Regions from separate parts of the Homo sapiens genome. Here region 2 is linked to region 1. The links are chromatin loops, found by intact Hi-C in ENCODE. Cell type or tissue: CD4-positive, alpha-beta T cell. All regions are shown on one strand. Each heading gives the region's core, and the rest is flanking DNA. Links, peaks and the distances in the headings are about the cores only. Region 1 holds the start of GNRH2 (gonadotropin releasing hormone 2). Region 2 overlaps ITPA (inosine triphosphatase).

The links. Peaks named below come from ENCODE experiments on the same cell type or tissue, not always from the same donor. Only the 100,000 strongest peaks of a DNase experiment are listed, where the experiment ranks them.
Region 2: a loop joins it to region 1, with 2.9 times the contacts of the local background. A loop is called at or near these places in 5 of 110 quality-filtered maps.

The regions. Positions count from the first base shown.
Region 1 is chr20:3,043,237-3,048,597 of GRCh38, forward strand. GNRH2 (gonadotropin releasing hormone 2) reads left to right here and starts at 386. Exons shown (of 4, transcript NM_178331.2): 1 at 386-429; 2 at 1,172-1,332; 3 at 1,464-1,600; 4 at 2,450-2,511. The coding sequence starts at 1,179. The coding sequence ends at 2,500. MRPS26 (mitochondrial ribosomal protein S26) reads left to right here and starts at 2,816. Exons shown (of 4, transcript NM_030811.4): 1 at 2,816-3,044; 2 at 3,137-3,283; 3 at 3,378-3,501; 4 at 4,499-5,014. The coding sequence starts at 2,833. The coding sequence ends at 4,633. RefSeq lists enhancers at 2,298-2,357, 3,698-3,757 and a silencer at 2,458-3,327. In CD4-positive, alpha-beta T cell, for the core only: no CTCF peak of the experiment used is centred there; DNase peaks (open chromatin) are centred at 2,385, 2,775 and 3,085; H3K4me3 peaks cover 1,971 bases; H3K27ac peaks cover 484 bases.
Region 2 is chr20:3,219,736-3,225,096 of GRCh38, forward strand. ITPA (inosine triphosphatase) reads left to right here. Exons shown (of 8, transcript NM_033453.4): 7 at 2,106-2,182; 8 at 3,631-4,125. The coding sequence ends at 3,727. Among named protein-coding and RNA genes, the nearest start is that of ITPA, 13 kb to the left of the region's middle. In CD4-positive, alpha-beta T cell, for the core only: no CTCF peak of the experiment used is centred there; a DNase peak (open chromatin) is centred at 3,296; H3K27ac peaks cover 307 bases.

The DNA.
Region 1 (5,361 bases), core at 207-5,206:
AAGCCCTGAGCTGGGAGTTGGGGAGCCCCCAGGCATTGCCCCTGCCCAGGACACAATTCTCTTTTGGGATCAGGGAAGGCTGTGAGGGCTTTCTAGGTCTCAAGATCAGGAGCTTGAAGATGCAGCCTGGGAAGTGGGAAGGTGAGACCAGGACATAGGCCAGCCTAAAGCAAGAGTCCTGGGCCTGAAGGCTCCTGGGAAGGTGGTGGGGAGGGAGCATGTGTCGGTGGCCTCAGGGCAGCAGCTGCCTGGTGAATGTTCATGGACTGGATGCTCTGGGAAGCGGGTTGGGTGGTGAGCTTCTCTCTTCCCCTCTGAAGACGTCACTGGAGTCTGGGGGTGGAGCTGCCTGGTCTATAAATCCTGGGGCCATCAGGCTAGGGTCCTGCAGCTGCCTGAAGGAGCCATCTCATCCACAGCTCTTCCTTGGTGAGTGGGGAGCCTTCCCTAAGGGCTAGGACACCTGGACCAAGTTTCATCCTGGGCGTATGGTGTGCTGCTCCTCTTCCCCATTCCCAGGTGCCTCCACCCCTGAACCATGCCAGAGAAGTCCCCTTTTCCTCTCCTCTCCCCAACAGCTCTACCATCTATTCTTGTGCTTGTTGCCCCTGGCATGGGAGGGATAAGGGGTAGAAGCACTTGCCCCCATCAATACCACTCATCCATTCCACATCCCCAACTACTATGGAAGAGATACAGCAGGCCACGGAGAAAAGGGCAGAAGGCCTGCAACTCTGGTTCCCTAGCACTGGTGCTCCAAACACGCCTACATTGAGAACTCCCCTGACCATCCATCTATCCTCCCATCCATTGGCCTGAATTCAGGTCTCTGTTCCCCTCCAACTTTCTTCCACTTCTGGAAACTCCTTGAAGGAAAGATGGATGGACCTGGACAAGTGGGAGGGCCCTCAGAGCTGGCAAGGCAGGTAGCCTCTGTGCCCCAGGCTCAGGGAGAAGGCTCGTCCCCTGGAGCATCATCCCCTGCTGGGCCAGGATCCCCCAGGATCTGGACCCCTGTATGCTTGGGATGAGGAGCGGTGGCAGAGAGGGAAGGGCATAAGGAGATACCAAAGCTGCCCCTGAGATGCCAGTTTTCCAAAGTGGCCCTGGAGGAAGTAGGGGGATGTGGGGGTGAGGTAAGTCTCCTTGAATGCTGTACCCTGTCCATTAGAGCAGCCATGGCCAGCTCCAGGCGAGGCCTCCTGCTCCTGCTGCTGCTGACTGCCCACCTTGGACCCTCAGAGGCTCAGCACTGGTCCCATGGCTGGTACCCTGGAGGAAAGCGAGCCCTCAGCTCAGCCCAGGATCCCCAGAATGCCCTTAGGCCCCCAGGTGGGTGTCTCCCAGCCTCATGGGGAGGAAGAAAGTGATGGCCGGGGGCTCCCCCACCCTCCTGGAGCCTGAGGTCGGGGTAGGGAGGACAGCATCAGTTCCCTTCTAAGGAAGGGCCCTGGACACTGCAGCAGGCAGCCCAGTCCAGACTGCCCATGGCCTCCCAAGTGATGCCCTGGCTCCCCTGGACGACAGCATGCCCTGGGAGGGCAGGACCACGGCCCAGTGGTCCCTTCACAGGAAGCGACACCTGGCACGGACACTGCTGGTGAGTAGGGTGAGAGGTCCCCAGCATCAAGACCAGCCACTGGTCATCAGAGGCCATTGTGGCTTAGGGTTGGGTGCTGGGAGGGTGGGGAGAATGAAACACCACTGAGATGCCCCCTGCCACAGCACCCCCAGCCATTTCTCAGTGCCCCTACTGCACACAGCAGGGTGCTGTCTGCTATCCTTCCTATTTCCCAGGAGGATTCTAGACAATTTACAAAGCACTTGGGTTAAAGACCAAAGTCACTAGTAGACTAGAAGGAGATAATTGTTCTATAAGACAGTGGTGGCCATGGGATCCCACAGGCATCCTGACAAGCCAATGACTGTCTTGAGGTGGACAGACCCCAGGCCAGTGGAAAGAGGTGAGGGATGCAACCTCACTCAAACAGACAACAGGGCCAAGAGGACCAGGTGGTGACTGACATGTGCACTAGGAACATCTCAGGGACTGCAGAGCTCCCCAAGACCATAGCAGAAGACAGGCGTGGGGAAATGGTTTGCTACTGTTTTGCAAATCAAACATTTACAGTGCATCAGGAGAGCCCGGTAACTAAAGAAGAAAGTGGTTAGTTCCTATGAGGCAATGTCTTACCGCCTGATTTGTGTGTATGTGCTGAGGTTTCTATGCGTCAGGCTTGTTTAGGGTGGACAAGAGGGCATGCCCAAGGGAGCTGGAGATCCCCACACTAGCTGGATCCTCAGGCTTCTACGGGAGGCGGGGGGCGTCCTGCTGTGGGAGGCCACATGGGGACTGGGGGGGACGAGAGGGGAGAGAACCAGGAAGATGGCAGCTCGGCGGTTACGAGACCAGTGTCCTGAGACATGACCGCCACCTCTCCCTCCGCAGACCGCAGCCCGAGAGCCCCGCCCCGCCCCGCCATCCTCCAATAAAGTGTGAGGTTCTCCGAAGCTGTTGCGTCGAGTTCTGTCCTTCGTCCCCTCCCTGTCTTCCCCGCTGAGACCCTTCCCTGCGTGGGGGCTGGAGGGACGCGGGTCCGGCCCCGCGGGCGGGAGTAACTAAGGGATGGCCCCGGGCCCTGGCGGGAAGGCCGGGCCAGAGCCTGGGGGCGGGATGCGGACGTCCGCAGGGTCGCCGCTTCGGTTCCAGAGGCCACACGGCCGGGCGGGGCGTGAGGGACAGCCCGAGGACTACAGGTCCCAAGGTTCCCCGCGCCGCTTCCGGGGCACGGTGGCGTCCCGGCACCGCGGCCGCAGTGAGGAGACTCGGCCATGCTACGCGCGCTGAGCCGCCTGGGCGCGGGGACCCCGTGCAGGCCCCGGGCCCCTCTGGTGCTGCCAGCGCGCGGCCGCAAGACCCGCCACGACCCGCTGGCCAAATCCAAGATCGAGCGAGTGAACATGCCGCCCGCGGTGGACCCTGCGGAGTTCTTCGTGCTGATGGAGCGTTACCAGCACTACCGCCAGACCGTGCGCGCCCTCAGGTGTGCGGCCGGGGGGAGGTGGCCGCCCGCGCGCGCTGGTGACGGTGGGAGTGGGCGGAGAGGGTGCTGATTCCTGGCGCGTCTGCACCCAGGATGGAGTTCGTGTCCGAGGTGCAGAGGAAGGTGCACGAGGCCCGAGCCGGGGTTCTGGCGGAGCGCAAGGCCCTGAAGGACGCCGCCGAGCACCGCGAGCTGATGGCCTGGAACCAGGCGGAGAACCGGCGGCTGCACGAGCTGCGGTGCGTGGGGCGGGAGGCGGGGCGGGGCGGCGCGGCCTGGCCGGCCTGGGAGAAGCCCGGGCCCCGCTCAGCCTCGGCCCTTTGACCCTCACAGGATAGCGAGGCTGCGGCAGGAGGAGCGGGAGCAGGAGCAGCGGCAGGCGTTGGAGCAGGCCCGCAAGGCCGAAGAGGTGCAGGCCTGGGCGCAGCGCAAGGAGCGGGAAGTGCTGCAGCTGCAGGTGGGCAACGTCTCCGGAGGGTGGGACTCCAGCCGGGGACGCGGCTTGCGGGGCACTGGGAATTCTGGGCACCGCGACGCGGGCGCTGGCTATGTGCAGAGACTTACAGTTGGCAGGTCCGGATTTGGAGAGGAGAGTGCCAGTCAGGCGCAAAGACCCGGAGGTGAGCGGAGTAATTGGACAGTGTTCAGGTACCTAGCAGGTCTGTGGGAGGGACCCTGCGTTCCACAAAGAGGTTGTATTTTGCATAACAGGTGATGAAGCCATGAAGGGTTAAGTATTTCAGGCTAGGATTAGCAGGTGTGCGACTTAAAAGCAGGGAGACCACTTAGGAGTAATGCAGTGAGAATGGATGAGGCTTGATTTAAAGTATAGAAGGGTGGCTGGGAGCGGTGGTTCACGCCTGTAATCCCAGTACTATGGGAGGCCGAAGCGGGCGTATCACTTGAGGTCGGGAGTTCGAGTCCAGCCTGGCCAAGCCCCGTCTCTCCTAAAAATACAAAAATTAGCCGGGCGTGGTGTGCGCCAGTAATCGCAGCTACTCGGGAGGCTGAGGCATGAGAATCGCTTGAACCCAGGAGGCAGAGGTTGCAGTGAGCCGAGATGGCGCCACTGCACTCCATCCTGGGCGACAGTGAGACTCCGTCTCAAAATAAATAAATAAATAAATAAATAAAGTAATGGGGGGAAGGATGAGTTAGAGTGATTCAGAGGGGACCACTGAGGGACGGATTTCACCTACCAGGACGTGAGATTTTCATAGCTGGCACTCGGGGCTATGGCTGAAGTGTCTGAGAAAAGAGGAACGTGGAAAAGCAACCTGATATCACTCCACTGGGAGGCCAGAGGGGCTCTCAAATAGGACCTGGGTTCCAGGCATGCTTCCCCAGGGAGAGCAGGAGCTGCTTTCTCAGTGGGGTGAGAGGCCAGCAGGCTGGGTGGGCTGGCTGGCATGTGCCCAAGGCTCCTGTTCAGCTGGGCTTTTCTCTCCCGATAGGAAGAGGTGAAAAACTTCATCACCCGAGAGAACCTGGAGGCACGGGTGGAAGCAGCATTGGACTCCCGGAAGAACTACAACTGGGCCATCACCAGAGAGGGGCTGGTGGTCAGGCCACAACGCAGGGACTCCTAGGGGCCCAGTAAGGACAGTGCCCGCCAGGGACCATGTATGTATCATGGCGGAAGAGTTGGCCCTGACCTGGAATAAAGCAGTTGGTGTTGCTTATGAGGAAGGTTCAGCCTTATCCAGCACAGCCTTCACGTTTTGCCCTCTGCTGTCACCACTTGGTCAGAAACTTCCAAACGCAGTGCCCTGTTCTGCCGGTGTGTACAGCCTCAGCGCACCAGGAGACCCTAGAGTGGTTTCCATCTCACAGAGAATCAGACAGGGCCACAGCCCCCTCAGGCAGCCAGGTCATCTGAGTATCATTAAGAGTAGTGATGGGAAGATTACAGTCTGAGGGCCAAACGTGCCTGCTTCCTGTTTTTGTAAATAAAGTTTTGTTGGAACACAGCCACACCCACTCATTGACTTCTTTTTACTACAGTGGCAAAGGTGAGTAGTTGCAACAGAGACCATATGAATCCCAAAGACTAAAATCTTTAACTTTTTACAGGAAAAGTGTAGTGATCTCTCATCTGGAGCTTTAGGACTCTAGCCTGTGTCACCCAGGACCTGAGCCACAAGCTAACCATTGGCCAGGCGCCTGCCTCTGCTCTATACTGTGCTTTGCTGGCCAGAGTCTGGTGTATCCAAGACCCAGAAGGCAAAGAGGAGACCCCATTTTTTTCTGGGTTCCACAAAGAGGTTGTATTTTGCCTTACAGGTAATGAAGCCATGAAGAATTAAATATTCTAGGC
Region 2 (5,361 bases), core at 216-5,215, 180 kb after region 1:
ACTCCGTCTCCAAAAAAAAAAAAAAAAGAGGCTGAGCACAGAGGCTCACACATGTAATCCCAGCACTTTGTGAAGCAAAGGCAGGAGGATTGCTTGAGGCCAGGAGTTTGAGACCAGCCTGGGTAACATAGCCAGACCCTGTCTCAAAAATAAATAAATAGCCGGACATGGTGGTGCACACCTGTAGTCCTAGCTACTTGGGAGGCTGAGGTGGGAGGATCACCTGAGCCTCGGAGTTTGACGGGACAGTGAGCTATGATCGCACTCCTGCACTCCAGCCATGGAGTGACGGAGTGAGACCCAGTCTCAAAAAAAAAAAAAAAAAAACAAACCTTAATTATTTGCCCAAACTTATTCCTTCCGTGAGATGTATTCAACACCCCCTACTGCCTATCACTGCTCACGACAGCCTCCACCTCCCAGGCTCAGGTGATCTCCCACCCTGGAGAGTAACTGGGACTACAGGCGTGCACCACCACACCCGGCTAATTTTTGTATTTTTGGTAGAGACAGGGTTTCACTATGTTGCCCAGGCTGGTCTTGAACTCCCGACCTTAAGTGATCCGCTGGCCTCATTCTCCCAAAGTGCAACCTCCATCTCCTGGGTTCAAGCAATTCTCCTGCCTCAGCCTGCCGAGTAGCTGGGATTATAGGCGTGAGCAAAAAACATTTGTTGCGTGGTTGAGGTTCAGTAACTGGCCTTAGTCACGCAGCTCCTCACGGCAGAAGCAGAATTTGCCTTTGGGTCTAAATTACTTGGCATCTATGTGACTAATCCCAATCATGTACCACCTCCGTTGTATTTTTTAAAGAGTAAAAAAAAATGTTTTTGAGACAGGGTCTTGCTTTGTCACCCAGGCTGGAGTGTAGTGGCATGACTACCGTTCATAGCAGCCTTGATCTCTCAGGCTCAAGTCATCCTCCCACCTCAGCCTTCCGAGTAGCTAGGACCTCAGGTGTGAGCTACCACATCTGGCTAATTAAAAAAAAAAAAAAAATTGGTAGAGATAGAGTCTGACTGTGTTGCCCAGACTGGTCTCGAACTCCTGGGTTTAAACCATCCTCCCTCCTCGGCCTCCCCAAGCGCTGAGATTACAGGCGTGAGCTACCACACCTGGTCCCTTGTATTTTTTTCAGTTAGAATCTTTTGGGTTTTTTTGTTTGTTTTTTGGAGTGTTTGTTTGTTTGTTTGGAGTGTTTGTCTCTGTCTGTCGCCCGGACTGGATCACAGCTCACTGCAGCCTCGACCTCTTGGGCTCAAGCAGTCTTCCCACCAGGTAGCTGGGACTACAGGCTTACACCACCAGGCTAGGCTAATTTTTGTATTTTTTGTAGAGATGGGGTTTCGCCTTTGCCACGTGGCTCAGGCTGGTCTCAATTTCCTGGGCTCAAGTGATCTTCCCACCTCAGCCTCCCAAAGTCCTGGGATTACAGGCATGAGCCACCGCGCCTGGCCAGATTTTCTTTTTCTTTTCTTTCTTTTTTTTTTTTACTTTGATAACAACATGACATTTCATGTCACTGGATTACAATTTGTTCTTTTTCTAACATTTTCACTGTGGAATTTCCCTACTACAGCCAGTACGTATTGTACTCACTAATGTGTTCATGAAGTGGGGAGTTGGGTACCTGCTTCCTGTTGCGGTGTTTCATCTTATTGTTAAAGTCTTCCTTGTATTTTCAGGAACGCTGTCATAGTAGCCGGCATCTGGCTTGTCCACGGAGTTCAGGGTACTTAGCTTCCTATTAGGAGAAAACGTTTTCTGTCTATCTTTCTTTCTGTCTATCTTTCAAAGTAGCCTCATTGTTCTTCAGTGATGTCCCAATTTGTCCCGGGTGTGGCTGGCGAGGGCGCGTGGCCCCGGAGGTGCTGGTGGTCCTGTGGGTCCATGCCTCCTCCCTGTGTGTGAGGGAAGAGCTGCCCCGCTCTGCTTTTTATTGTATTCAGCAAACATTTGCAGGTGCTGTAGGGGCCTTGCAACTACATTTTGCGTAAGTTGGGTCAAATCAAATTCACAGACTCACCAAACTCATACTGGCCACTGCCCTCCTCGTGCTTGTCCTCTGGACCCAGTTACACACCTGTCCCCCCTTTCCTGTGGCAGGGCCGGATCGTGGCACCCAGAGGCTGCCAGGACTTTGGCTGGGACCCCTGCTTTCAGCCTGATGGATATGAGCAGACGTAAGGAGCCCTGCTTTTCTTCCCTGGGGTGTGGGGTTGGTACAGCCATGGTTTGGGTTGGGCCAGTGCCCCGCCCAAGTGCAGGCATGCGGATATGGGCAGGGGAGGCTCCCAGGGTGCTGTTCCAGCCACAGGCAGCTCTGCTGGGGTGGACACTAGGAATCTGGGTGGCCCAGTCCATGGTTGGGGAGGCAGCCAGATGGCACTGAGAGTCCTGGGCTCTAAGGCTCCAGGTCACCCCACATCAGCTGTGTAGCCAGTGGTTTCGCCTTTCTGGCCTTGGCTTGTAAGCTGTACATCTGACTTTTTTTTTTTTTTTTTTGAGATGGAGTTTCACTCTTGTTGCCCAGGCTGGAGTGCAACGGCGTGATCTCAACTCACTGCACCCTCTGCCTCCCAGGTTCAAGCAATTCTCCTGTCTCAGCTGAGATTACAGGCACGCACCACCGTGCTCAGCTAATTTTTGTTATTTTTGTTAGAGACGGGGTTTCACCATGTTGGCCAGGCTGGTCTCAAACTGACCTCAGGTGATCCGCCCACCTCGGCCTCCCAAAGTGCTGGGATTACAGGCGTGAGCCACCGCGCCTGGCCACATCTGACAGTTTTATGGCATCATTTTCTGACCCCCATCTAGGTTGGGAAAATGTCCAGGCTTTTGCAGCCTCTGGTGGGCACTATTTTATGCCCTCCAAGTACCAGTTGTTCTCTGTAGTTCGCACAAATCGCCCCTTGTTCACACAAGGCACGGGCCATTGTTGGAATCAGGCTTTCCAAGCTGGAGGGGCCCTTAGGGAGCGCAGTGTGAGGCCCCACAATAGCCCCAGCAGGGGTGAGGACATTGTGGAACCAGCCACTAGCCATATGGGGCTGTGGAGCACTTGCGTGTGGTGAGACCCAGAAACGGAATATTTCTGTTCAGCGTTAATTCATTTAAATAGCCACACCTGGCTAGTGGCTACTGGCCGCCGTCTTGCACAGAGCAGTCTGCAGGCCACGGGCGGGGTATGGGATTCTCACCTCACTGCGGTGCTGGCATGGAGGTCGGGCCCCTGGCCAGCTGTTCAAGTGCTCCCCCGCCCTCAGCGCATGAGAGGAGACTGCTGTGTTTGCTCTGTCAGGCCCCACTGCTTCCTGTCAACAGATGACAAAGCTGATCAAACATGCAGCTCATCCCCCCCTGTCCCCAGCTTCCCTTAATGACTTTTGGGCACACTAGAGCAAGTTTAATACCCCTCCATGCTCATTCATGGGGGTTTCTGCCTACAGGGGAATTGAAAACTTTATCCGATTTTTAAAAATTCACTGGCTGCCAGGAGCTGCTGGGCCCCACTCCCCTTTCCTTGGGGTCTGTGAGCTTTGGTCTCCAGGGATGAGATGAGGTAGGGTTGGGAGGGGGTGCACTTCCTTCCTGAATCTGGGCTCCCTGAGCTGCTACTGTCACCCCTCAGGTACGCAGAGATGCCTAAGGCGGAGAAGAACGCTGTCTCCCATCGCTTCCGGGCCCTGCTGGAGCTGCAGGAGTACTTTGGCAGTTTGGCAGCTTGACTTCTGCAGCTGGAGGAGGCCCCTCAGGCCGGGGATCTGGGGAGGGCTAGCCCAAAACCTCCCGCATCGGGCAGGCACCCCCTGAAGTACTTCCTTCAGGGTTTCCCCTTTGTGAGGGTGTCGAGTAGCCTCACCGGCCTGTCTGGAGGAGCAGCTGGCTCTGCTCTGAGAAACTCTGGCAAGTGGACGCCATTCTCTTGCCCTTAGGATTCACTGCTCTCTCCTACAGCCGCCAGGCCTGGGGTCCTGAAAGGACCTTGGGTGGTAAAGCTGTACTTGGTGGGAGTGAGGGCGTGGGGAGGAACCATGCAAATCGCCTTCCATGGTTTTTAAATGCAGTAAATAACATTTCTGGATGAGACTTGTTTCCAAAATAAACCAGCTATATCTGTTTTGAACCCTGCCCCAGGCAGGTGTCTGTCTCAGTCTCCTTTGGCAGGTGCAGGAAGTTTTTTGGGTGGGGGTGGGGATGGGGACACGGGCAGCACCGTGTGGAAGGCATTCGGATGCCACTGTGAGCTGGAGTGTTACGTCTCCACTCGAGTTCTTGCCTCATTCAATGGCATGGATTGCGGGCTGACCTCCACCCTGGATCCATGCTGCCCCCCACCCGCAGGTAGTGCCAGGGCCTCCATGAAGCCTTGCTGGGTTGGGGGCTGGGTAGTGTGGCACGCCCAGTGCTTTTGCCTTATGCTGTTACACATCAGAGCCGCGAAAATGTTGGTTTACAATTACAATGGCCAGTTCATTTTTATGGTGGGGAGGGGCTGGAGTCCTCGACCCCACTCGGCGTGATCGCCACAGTTCAGCCTGCGGGCTGCAGGCCCCTCGGGAGGCCCTGCTTATGCCACACGCCCTTACTCTGTGCCCTGGCGAAGCCATTCCCTGGAAGGGACCTCTCCAGGTGGCTCCGTTGTCAGAGTGCTCAACCCCAAGGATATTCAAGGGGGGCGTGATGGGCTCAGGCTGGTGGGGCACCCCCAGGCTTGCTTCTGTGCCCACAGGCAGCTCTGGAGAGGCCCCTGCCGTCCCTGTGACTCCATCCAGCAGGACGGCCCTGGGTGAGGACAGAGTGTCATTCCTTCACTCCCCTCTTGCCTGCAAGCCCCGGCTGGGTTAAATCCCCAGGAGGTGCTGCGTCCCTGCCCAGCCTCCTGAGCCTCCTTGTGGGTGGGAGATGTCTGGCTGGGCCTCAGACATGGGGTGCTGGGGGCCTGCCTGCTCCTTGCCAGTTGATCATGGATGTAGCCCCCCTGTGCAGGGAACACCCAGGCTACTGATGGGGGACTCCAAAGAAGAATCACATGCTGCCTGGGTGGGGTGGGTACATAGGCTTGGGGCAGGGCACCTCTCTGTGTTTCCTGTTCAGCTCCTCCAGAATTTTGTCCTGGGTGCACACAACACTTTCTGGCCATTTTTTTTACTTTAGCTACCTGTGATACTGTGAAGTATATATCTGGTTCCAGGCAAGGTGGCTCACACCTGTAATCCCAGCACTTTGGAAGGCCAAGGTGGGAGGATCGCTTGAGCCCAGGACTTCATAACCAGCCTGTGCAACATGGCAAAACCTTGTCTCTGCAAAAATACAAATATTTGCTGGGCATGGTGGTGCGTGCCTGTGGACACAGCTACTC